Linked DNA regions of Homo sapiens: all the other regions are linked to region 2. The links are chromatin contacts, found by Hi-C or POLR2A ChIA-PET in ENCODE. All regions are on one chromosome and are shown on one strand. The core of a region is the stretch at or near the end of the contact, and the rest is flanking DNA. Distances in the headings are between cores, read along the strand shown.

Evidence for each region. Hi-C counts contacts between places; a loop is a spot of excess contacts on that map. ChIA-PET counts read pairs that join two places held with the same protein, here RNA polymerase II (POLR2A). Pooled maps may share reads with other maps.
Region 1: a pooled map shows a loop between it and region 2 (1.9-fold over the local background). The contact joins the enhancer-like site here to the promoter of TM4SF19-AS1 in region 2. A Hi-C loop is called at or near these places in 1 of 168 maps with a recorded cell type or tissue (endothelial cell of hepatic sinusoid) and 1 of 50 pooled maps. POLR2A ChIA-PET finds 5 or more read pairs at or near these places in 10 of 52 experiments (A549, B cell, Caco-2 and 7 more).
Region 3: a map with no recorded cell type shows a loop between it and region 2 (5-fold over the local background). The contact joins the promoter of ZDHHC19 here to the promoter of TM4SF19-AS1 in region 2. A Hi-C loop is called at or near these places in 1 of 168 maps with a recorded cell type or tissue (naive thymus-derived CD4-positive, alpha-beta T cell), 1 of 37 single-sample maps with no recorded cell type and 8 of 50 pooled maps. POLR2A ChIA-PET finds 5 or more read pairs at or near these places in 7 of 52 experiments (MCF 10A, OCI-LY7, activated B cell and 3 more).

Annotation. Positions count from the first base shown.
Region 1 is chr3:196,397,928-196,401,350 of GRCh38, reverse strand. The region is part of intron 3 of UBXN7 (UBX domain protein 7); the gene reads left to right. It also overlaps the pseudogene RN7SL738P. Among named protein-coding and RNA genes, the nearest start is that of UBXN7-AS1, 32 kb to the left of the region's middle. Within about 2 kb of position 1,515, at least 3 of the 41 ENCODE cell types and tissues checked have a DNase peak (open chromatin) inside an H3K27ac peak, as active enhancers do.
Region 2 is chr3:196,315,999-196,319,918 of GRCh38, reverse strand. It overlaps TM4SF19-AS1 (TM4SF19 antisense RNA 1), which reads right to left and starts at 1,587. Exons shown (of 2, transcript NR_046724.1): 1 at 1,482-1,587. It overlaps DYNLT2B (dynein light chain Tctex-type 2B), which reads left to right and starts at 1,679. Exons shown (of 5, transcript NM_152773.5): 1 at 1,679-1,879; 2 at 3,688-3,821. The coding sequence starts at 1,767. TM4SF19-DYNLT2B (TM4SF19-DYNLT2B readthrough (NMD candidate)) reads left to right here. Exons shown (of 6, transcript NR_037950.1): 6 at 3,688-3,834. LOC107986031 (a long non-coding RNA gene) reads left to right here and starts at 2,328. Exons shown (of 2, transcript XR_001740547.2): 1 at 2,328-2,945; 2 at 3,077-3,477. RefSeq lists an enhancer at 1,750-1,849 and a silencer at 1,910-2,159.
Region 3 is chr3:196,209,627-196,213,018 of GRCh38, reverse strand. It overlaps ZDHHC19 (zDHHC palmitoyltransferase 19), which reads left to right and starts at 1,619. Exons shown (of 8, transcript NM_001039617.2): 1 at 1,619-1,849; 2 at 2,282-2,403. The coding sequence starts at 1,704. It overlaps LOC124909479 (a long non-coding RNA gene), which reads right to left and starts at 1,604. Exons shown (of 4, transcript XR_007096240.1): 1 at 1,380-1,604; 2 at 242-398.

The DNA.
Region 1 (3,423 bases), core at 266-2,765, 82 kb before region 2:
TTTTTTGTATATATGTGTATATATATATATGTGTGTGTGTGTGTGTGTGTGTATATATATATATATATATATATATTTTTTTTTTTTTTTTTTTTTTTTTTTGGAGAGACGGGGTTTCTCCATGTTAGTCAGGCTGATCTTGAACTCCCGAGCTCAGGTGAGCCGCCCGCCTCGGCCTCCCAAAGTGCTGGGATTACAGGCATGAGCCACCATACCCGGCCGAGATAAATGTTTTTAACTTGGCAGCTTTGGTGTTTATTATAGCAAGAAACAAAAGAATATACTGTCTAGATTTGGAAATAAAAGGCAAGAGGAAAGCTGTAAAGTCTGAATACTGTAGTGTAATGAAGTGCTTTCTGGACTGCTCACTGCAGATAGTCATTATGCTGTTAATATACCATATTGCTCATAATTTTAAAAATATAAATGCTAGGAATAGATTTGGAGCAAAAGAGTAATGCCCTTGGAAGCTTTATCTTCTCTTTATTGCAAGGAATAATACAGCGTCTTTGTAGGACTATAGGAAGTAAATTCTGTGCTGTATTGCTTTTGAACAGAGGCAGAAGAATTCCATTTGGAAGCCCCACTTTACTCTTTTTTTTTTCTTTTGTTTTGCAGAAATGGAGTCTGTTGCCCAGGCTGGAGTGCAGTGATACAATCCTTGCTTACTGCAGTCTCAAACTCCTGGGCTCAAGGATTCCTCCCACCTCAGCCTTCTATAGGTGCATGCCACCACGCCTGGCTAATTGTTTTGTTTTGTGGAGACAGGGCATTGCTGTTTGCCCTGGCTGCTATGGAACTGATCTCAAGCAAGCTTCCTGCCTGCCTTGGCCTTGGCCTTGGCCCATATTGGAGTTACGGGCGTGAGCCACCACACCTGGCCGCTTTCTTCCTTTTTTTATCTCTGAATTGGTGTACAGTAAGGACGACACTGAGAATGACTTTTTACAGTTAGGAAGTCATTCTTACCTTTCATTATTAGACGTTATAACTTGAAATGGGTCTTTAGAAACTATTTTCTTAAGACAGTATTGATTTAAATCACAGTTCAGGTGTGGGCTCAGGTCCCTAATATTCCCTTTCAGGTTGTCTGTAAAGTTAAAACAACTTACGTAATAATACTAAGGGTTTTTTTTTTTTCCCAAGATGGGGTCTTGCTGTGTTGCCCCAGGCTGGAGTGCAGTGGTTGCTCACAGGCGTGATCCCACTAGTGATCAGCACAGGAGTTTTGACCTCTGTTTCCAACCTGGGCCAGTTCACCCCTCCTTAGGTAACCTGGTGGTCCCCCTACTTCCGGGAGGTAATTATATTGATGTCGAGCTTAGTGTAGACACCTGACTGGCATAGCACACTACAGGCCAGAACTCTTAGGCTCAGGTGATCTTCTTATCTCAGCCTCCTAAGTAGCTGGGATTATAGGCATGCACCATTATACTGGACATCAAATTATTTTCATTGTGGTGACATTTAGACTGATAGTTCAGAAACAATGATGAGTCAGACTGCTGGCATCTTGGTTGAATTCATGTGGTGGCTTCAGGCTGTATCACTAGATAGTGAATTCTTCACTGCTGCATATTTGAAGTTTACAAAAAAAATCTAAAAGGCAGGGCCAGGTGCAGTGGCTCATGCTTGTAATCCCAGTCCTTTGGGAGGCCACAGTTGAACAGATCACTTGCAACCAGGAGTTGGAGAGTAGCCCAGACAACATAGGAAGACTCTTATCTCTACAAAAAATAAAAATAAATTCGTTAGGCATGGTGGCACGTGCCTGTAGTCCTAGTTACTTGGGAGTCTGAGGTGGGAGGATCGCTTGAGCTTGGGAGTTCTAGGCTGCAGTGAACTATGATCATGCCACTGCACTGCAGCCTGTATAACAGAGTGAGGCCCTGTCTATAAAAGAAACATAAATAGGACAGTTGCAGTGGCTTACACCTGTAATCTCAACACTTTGGGAGGCTGAGGCGGGAGGATTGCTTGAGCCCAGGAGTTTGAGACCAGCCTGGGCAACGTATTGAGACCCCAACTCAAAAAAAAATAATAAATTAATTTAAAAGCAGTTTTCTTTAATAATGTTCTTGATGAAGCAATAAAAATGATTAATTTCATTAAATCCTGATCCTTGAGTACACAGTTTTAAAATATTGTTTGAAATAGGATGTATGCACAAAGCACTTTGGCATAATGAAGTACTATGATTACCTTAAGGAAAAGCACTTGTGTGATTGTTAGAGTAGCGAGCTGAAGTAGGCAGCTTTTTTCATGGAACATTCTTTTTACTTGAAAAATCGCTGACAGACTATCAGTTTACACTTTGACAGTTGGCATTTTCTTGAAAATGTGAGCTTGTTACTTCAATACAACTGAGAGTGTTTGTTATCAGTGATTTTAAAAAAGAGGTTTGGCCGGACGTGGTGACTCACACCTGTAATCCGAACACTTTGGGATTACTTTCGGAGGCTGAGGCGGGAGGATTGTTTGAGCCTGGGAGTTCCACACCAGCCTGGGCTACATAGGGAGACCCCCATCTCTACAAAAAATTAAGAAAAAAATGAGCTGGGTGTGGTGGCACATGCCTGTAGTCCCAGCTACTCAGGAGGCCGAGGGGTGAGAAGATGGATTGAGCCTGGGAGGTCAAGGCATGAGCCATGATTGCACCACTGCACTTCAGCCTACTGATGACAGACCTCATCTCAAAAACAATGATAAATTACAAAAGAGCTTTCAGGCAAAAAACAGGATTTTAGAAAATTTTTTGTACCCACCTTTGTGAGCTTGATACTTTCCCAGTACTTGAAGGCTTTCTGATAAGATCAGTGGTGACATGAAACAGATGATTTTTAAAATACTGTGTAATGAAACCATTAATATTTGAAATGTTTGCATTACTCAGTAAACAAGTATTTTTGAATAACCAATGCATGATACTACAAAATTGTGCATAGGTAAAAGATCCATTCAGACTGCGAGATGAATTGTATTAGATATTTATTGCTGAGTGAAAAATTGTTCCAAAATTAAACTGCCTGAAAAAAACAAACGTTTGTTATCTCAGTTTCTTTGGGTCAGCAATCTGGGTGTGGCCTTTGGTTAGGGTCTCCTACAAAGGTGTGGTCAACATGTCAGCTAGGCTACCATTCATCTCAAAGCCTGAATGGAGGAGGATCTCCTAAACTCATTCATGTGGCTATTGCCTGGGGGCATCCATTCTTAACACAGAGCAAATGAGAGAGCCAGAGAGGGCAGCCCAAAACGGAAGCCACTGTCTTTTTGTAACGTAATCTGGAAGTGAAATCCCATCATGTCTGCCACATTCTGTTCAATCCTGCCTGTACTCAAGGTATTCACCCACAGGTTATCAATACTGGGAGACAGGGAAAATTGGGGGCTGTCTTAGACACTGCCTACCACATAGTACAGTGG
Region 2 (3,920 bases), core at 338-2,837:
CTTGATCTCCTAACCTCATGATCCGCCCGCCTCGGCCTCCCAAAGTGCTGGGATCACAGGTGCGAGTCACCGTGCCTGGCCAACTAATGAAAAGTTTAAAGAATTTATATCTAGTTTTGGATGTTAGGCATGCACACACAAGTGCATGCACACTCATACACATCATCTCCACAAGCCCCATCCTGGCTCAGCCCTATTCTGATGGGTCAGCAGGACCCCAAGGAGAGAAGGGTGGGTCCTTGGCACTAAGACAGTTCACAGTGGTTAGCTGACTCCTTCTTGCCTCCATTCTTTCAGGAACTGCATATAGTACAGAACATGACAGCGATTCGAAAAACAATATCCCAGCTGGCTGTGATGGCTCATGCCTGTAGTCCCAGCACTTCGGAAGGCTGAGGTGGGATAATCACTTGAGCCCAAGAGTTCAATAGTAGCCTGGGCAGCATAGCCAGATCCTATCTCTACAAAAATTAAAAAGATTAGCCACGCGCGGTGGCATTCGCCTGTAGTTCCAGGTACTCCAGAGGCTGAGGTGGGAGGACTGCTTGAGTCCAAGAGGTCGAGGCTGAAGTGAGCGGTGAGTGTGCCACTGCACTCCAGCCTGAGAAACAGAGCAAGACCCTGTCTCAAGTGGGAAAAAAAAAAAAAGGAATCCCTGCCCTTTCAGCCTCTCCTGTAAACAGGGATTACAGGCACGAGCTACCTCATCGGGCCTTAGTTTTTGAAGCTAGCAGAGGCCAAGATACAACAGCCTTCTAAAACAGGACCAGGGACTGGTGCTTATAAGCAGGGAATGCGGCAGAGTACGATGGCTCACGCCTGTCATCCCAGCACTTCGGGAGACCGAGGTGGGCGATCACCTGAGGTCAGGAGTTGGAGACCAGCCTGGCCAATATGGTGAAACCCCGTCTCTAATAAAAATACAAAAAAAATTAGCCGGTCGTGGTGGGGCGCGCCTGTAATCCCTGCTGCTTGGGAGGCTGAGGCAGAATTGCTTGAACCTGGGAGGTGGAGGTTGCAGTGAGCCGAGATCGCGCCTCTGCACTCCAGCCTGAGTGACAGAGCGAGACTTCGTTTAAAAAAATAAAAATAAATATATATTTTTAAAAGCGGGGAATGCAGCCTAAGTCTCTTTCCTTCCTTCCTTTTTTTTTTTTTTTCTTTTTTTGAGACGCAGTCTCGCTCTGTCGCCAGGCTGGAGTGCAGTGGCGCGATCTCGGCTCACTGCAACCTCGGCCTCCTGGGTTCAATAGATTATTCTGCCTCAGCCTCCAGAGCAGCTGGGGTTACAGGCACGCGCCACCACGCCCGGCTAATTTTTGTATTTTCAGTAGAGATGGGGTTTCACCATGTCGGCCAGGATGGTCTTGAACTCTTCCTGACTCAGGTGATCCGCCCGCCTCGGCCTCCCAAAGTGCTGGGATTGCAGGCCTGAGCCCCCGCACCCGGCCGCCGCAATTACTTCTGCACCAGCCTAATACCTCAAGTCCAGGAGCCTCAGGCCCCGCGTCTATTTCCTCCGACTGCGGCGCGGCTGATACTGCCTGAGGCGGGTGGAAGCTGTCGCGCGTCCGGACGCGACCAGTTCCCGCCCAGCAGCCGGTGCGCAGGCGCGGGCAGGGAGGGCGGCTGTGCGGGGCGCTCGCGGGCTTCAGCGAGGCGGGAGGGCGGCCCTGTTGCCCTGGAGACGCTTTCCCTGCTGCCGGCCGCGACCGCAACCCGCTAGGCCTTCATCGCGAGCTACGCCCGGACCGAGAAGCCCCGGCATGGCCACGTCCATCGGAGTGTCCTTCTCGGTGGGCGACGGGGTGCCTGAGGCTGAGAAGAACGCAGGGGAGCCCGAGAACACCTATATTCTGCGGCCTGTTTTCCAGCAGAGGCGGGTAGAGGACGGGCTGTGGCGGGGCGACCTCGAGCGCGCTGGTCTGAGGGGCGGAGCTCGCCTGGGACCTGGGCCACGGAAGGAGCGCGGGGGACGCGCGGGGTCCGCGGGGCGGGAGGCGGGAGGCCGCGAGGCGGGCGGGCGGCCCTGCTGTGACGTCCGGGCGCCCCTCCCGCTGCAGGGGCCGCAGGGGACCCCACCCGCTTCCTCAGTGTTTGGGCGCCGGGCGCGTCTTAGGGTGGCGCGGCGGGAATGGTTGGCCCTGGGAAACCCGCGATGGCGTCCTGAGTAAGGAGATGGGTAGAATAGAGGCAGGAAGCCACTCGCGTCGGATGCCGTTCAGCCGTGATTCGAGGGTGACTGTGCACACGGGTGCCAGGATGGGCTCACTCCCGGCGCGGGAGCTGCATCTGTGCGAAGTCCTACCCGGGTGGGATCTGGAGGCCCTTAGACCACCGCAGCGAGCCCTCGCTAGGATTAAGGCTCACGGGCCAGAGCAGAGGGTACTCAGCTAGGTTTGTGAGATCACTAACTTTACACACACACACACACACACACACACACACTGAAAAAAATATCAGGCTCACGGGCCAGAGCAGAGGGTACTCAGCTAGGTTTGTGAGATCACTAACTTTACACACACACACACACACACACACACACACACTGAAAAAAATATCAGGCTCACGGGCCAGAGCAGAGGGTACTCAGCTAGGTTTGTAAGATCACTAACTTTACACACACACACACACACAACACACACACACACTGAAAAAAAATGTCAGGCTCACGGGCCAGAGCAGAGGGTACTCAGCTAGGTTTGTAAGATCACTAACTTTACACACACACACACAACACACACACACACACACACACACACACTGAAAAAAAATGTCAGGCTCACGGGCCAGAGCAGAGGGTACTCAGGTTTGTAAGATCACTAACTTTACACACACACACACACACACACACACCACACACACACCACACAACACACACACACACACACACACACTGAAAAAAATGTCAGGCTCACGGGCCAGAGCAGAGGGTACTCAGCTAGGTTTGTGAGATCACTAACTTTACACACACACACACACACCACACAACACACACACACACCACACAACACACACACACACACACTGAAAAAAATGTCAGGCTCACGGGCCAGAGCAGAGGGTACTCAGCTAGGTTTGTAAGATCACTAACTTTACACACACACACACACCCCATATTTGCTTGGCAAATATGGAAAACAGGAATTTTGATTATAATGTGATACAAATTTCTTTGTTTATTTTTATTCTCTTGGTAACTCACAGAAAAAGTGATACAAATTTCATACAGGATTTTTCCCTTGGGTAGAATGAACACAGAGAAAGATACCCTCAGTTATCTTGGTAAAAGGTTCTGAATGCCCAGAATGCCATTCAGCCGTATTTTTTTATTTTATTTTATTTTATTTTATTTTGTGAAAGCGTGCAGAACAAAATTAACAACAAGTATATATTTTGTTTTGGGGGAGAGGGGAGTATGAGAAGCTCATTATTGGATGTATTGAGTTGCCTAATAAACATTCATATGGAGCATGAGTTGGAATGTGTTGAAGTTCAGTGCAGGTCCAGGTTGAAGATACACATGTGGCCTATGATTTGTCTTAATTTGTTTATATTTTATAATAAAAAATATGAAAAAGAAGGATTAAGTGGTACTAATGACAAAAAGATGGGAGAAGTTGCGGTATGAAGGTAAGCTGGGGTTGTGGAGTCACCGACTGGATGTTCACAAATTGTTCCATTCAGGTTCAGGCCCTCTGTGGTTAAAGACTGTATCCATGCTGTGCTCAAGGAGGAACTGGCAAATGCTGAATATTCTCCAGAAGAAATGCCTCAGCTTACAAAACATTTATCAGAAAACATTAAAGATAAATTAAAAGGTAATCATGGTGATAACTGGAAATGACTCATTCTCTTCACAGAGTCAGTATTACCCATTTGCCCCCTCTCCATCTTTAAACAAAGGACATTGGGGCCAG
Region 3 (3,392 bases), core at 370-2,869, 110 kb after region 2:
GAGACATAGTTTCACTCTTGTTTCCCAGGCTGGAGTGCAATGGTGAGATCTCGGCTCACTGCAACCTCCGCCTCCCAGGTTCAAGCGATTCTCGTGCCTCAGGCTCCCGAGTAGCTGGGATTACAGGTGCGCACCACCACACCTGGCTAATTTTTGTATTTTTAGTAGAGATGTTGCAGGAAACTGAGGACTGGCAAGACTGAGACAGAGAACGAGAGGACTGTTTATTTCAGGTACGCACTGGCTTAGTGGACTGTCATCTAAAAAGCTGAGCATCGAACAAAGACAGAGCGGGGTTTTTATAAGCAGACTTCCAATAAATAAAAGTAGTTAATCATATGACAGGTCACATCATCTATAGCATAACTTGTGGCCTTGCATAGCTGGTGACTTTGTAGCTGCATTGAAAGAAAAACAAGAACTGGCTAAATACAGACATTTGTAAAACATAATCATGCTTAAGAAACCTGGGAAAGGAGTAACAGTCAAAGAATTTGTCTTTCTTTTTTTTCTTCAACTTTGCTCTGGAGGCGAGGGGTGTCTGGAGCTTATTCTTTTGGCCTTGGCCTCTTAAACAGCGTTATCTTATAACTGTCCTTGAAGTGAGCTTGCTGGGCAGAGGAAAACTTGTTCTTTTCTTTTTAACTTTTGCCTTGCTTGTTACTTGTCTTGGAGTGAATGAATGCATATTTATTTTTAAATTTCTGCCTCAGTTTCTTCTTTTTGAGGCCTTTTATAAAGGAAGTTTAATATGGCTCATGCTTGTAATCCCAGCACTTTAGGAGGCTGAGGTGGGTGGATCACCTGTGGTCAGGAGTTCGAGACCAGCCTGGCCAACATGACTAAACCCCGTCTCTACTACAAAATACAAAATGAGCCGGGCATGGTGATGCATGCCTGTAATCCCAGCTACTTGGGAGGCTGAGGCAGGAGAACCGCTTGAACCCAGGAGGCAGAGGTTGCAGTGAGCCGAGATTGCGCCATTACACTCCAGCCTGGGCAACAAGAGCGAAACTATCTCAAAAACAAACAAACAAACAAAACAAACCAACAAAAAAACCCAGCAACTTTCTTTCTTTTTTTTTTTTTTTTTTTGAGATGGAGTTTACTCTGCCACCCAGGTTGGAGTGCAATGGCGCGATCTTGGCTCGCTGCAACGTCCACCTTCCAGGTTCAAGTGATTCTCCTGCCTCAGCCTTCTGAGTAGCTGGGACTACAGGCGTGCACCACCACTCCTGGCTAGTTTTGTATGTTTAGTGGAGATGGGGTTTCACCATGTTGGCCAGGCTGGTCTCGAACTCCTGACCTCGAGTGATCTGCCTGCCTCGGTCTCCCACAGTGCTGGGATTACAGGGATTACAGCGCCGGCTGAAAATTACCAACTTTCTTCCCATGTGTTTCTCCAGGTCATATTTTCTCCAACAACATCAGCCTCTCAGGGGCAGGAACTCCCGGTTCCCCAGCACATGTCGGGGTGGGGGTGGGGTTTGCTGTTGGAAGTGCCTGTCACCGGAGGCAGCTAGAGCAGGGCTGCAGACAGTTCTGCTGAGGTCCCCCAGCCTCTGTGATGTCACACTGGGCCTTCTTTCCTTTCACCCTGGGCTGCGGCTCTGAGGCTGCCGTGGCCATGGAGCTCTGGAAGCTGGGCTGGGGGAGGAAGCCTGGTGGCTCTGACCTCCCCTGGAGGCGAAGGAGGCCCAGCCATGACACTCTTAACGGATGCCACGCCGCTGGTGAAGGAGCCCCATCCCCTGCCTCTGGTCCCACGTCCCTGGTTCCTCCCTAGCCTCTTTGCTGCCTTCAATGTGGTGCTGCTGGTCTTTTTCAGTGGCCTCTTCTTCGCATTCCCGTGAGTTTTCCAGGCAAGCCGTTAGGTTTCCCACAAAGAGACAGCCAGGGAAACAGAAGATGATAGGATGGAGGCAGGGGAGTGCAGAAGACCGGGGGAGAGGTCAGGGAAAAGGGGATATTCTGTTCGAGGGAACCGACGTGCAAAGGTGCAGAGGTCAAGGGTGCGGGCAGGGAAAAGGGGATATTCTGTTCCAGGAACCGACGTGCAAAGGCGCAGAGGTCAAGGGTGCCTGTGCATTTTGGGAGCTTTGGGTGGCTGGTCATGCTGGTGACATTTGGTGGAGCCATTATGAGTCTGCCTGGGTATTTGGAGCCTGGATTTTTAGATCTGGCTTGAAGGTCTGTGGGTCCTGACCTGAGCAAGCCACAGGCCTTGGGCCGGGGGCTTTGGGCTGCCCCTGCTCAGGACCGAGCCTGCCTCTGGTCTCAGTTGCAGGTGGCTGGCTCAGAACGGGGAGTGGGCCTTTCCTGTTATCACAGGCTCCCTCTTTGTCCTTACCTTCTTCAGTCTTGTTTCACTCAACTTCTCAGACCCTGGCATCTTACATCAAGGTGAGGCATCAGCCCCCTGGGAAAAGGAGGTGTCACTCAAGGGCTGGGAACCTGCAGGGGGGATTCCTAAAGTGCTCTTCCTACTGACCCTCCTCCAGCCTCTGGACCCCTTCACCCCACGTCTTCATTGCTCTGGCCCTCGCTCACTCTTTCTTCTCTTCTCTTTTCTTTCTTTCTTTCTCTTTCTTTCTTTCCTTCCTTCCTCTCTCTCTCCCTCTTTCTTTCCTTCCTTCCTCTCTCTTTCCTTCCTTCCTTCTTTCTTTCTTTCTCTTTTCTTTCTTTCTTTCTTTCCTTCTTTCCTTTCTTCCTCTCTCTTTCCTTCCTTCCTTCTTTCTTTCTTTCTTTCTCTTTTCTTTCTTTCTTTTTCTTTCTTTCTTTCCTTCTTTCCTTTCTTCTTTCTTTCTCTCTTTCCTTTTCTTTTTGTTGAGACAGAGTCTCGCTTTGCTGCCCAGGCGGGAGTGCAGTGGCGCAATCTCCGCTCACTGCAAGCTCCACCTCCCAGGTTCAAGCGATTCGTCTGCCTCAGCCTCCCAAGTAGCTGGGGCTACAGGAGCATGCTACCACGCCCAGCTAATTTTTTGTATTTTTAGTAGAGATGGGGTTTCACCATATTGGCCAGGCTGGTCTCGAACTCCTGACCTCATGATCAGCCCACCTCGGCCTCCCAAAGTGCTGGGATTACAGGCGTGAGCCCCCGCGCCCGGCCCTACCCCGTTTCTTAAGCCACCAAGGTGTGGAAAAACAGAATTGTTGAGGTTTCCCAGTTGCCTTAGATGGGAGGACCGGGCAGGCCAGGGCCAGAAGCCAGTGGGCTCTTCCAAACCACTGTATGCACTTCCTCCCTTCACTACACAATGACACTCAAAGCAGCACTCACTGTTCCAAACGCCTGAGTTTCATACAAAACTCTCCTGGCTGGAAACCCGTCTTCCCTTTGACTGCCATCCTCTCTGAGCTTGGACAGCTTGCTCAGTGGGGACAGGGGTTCC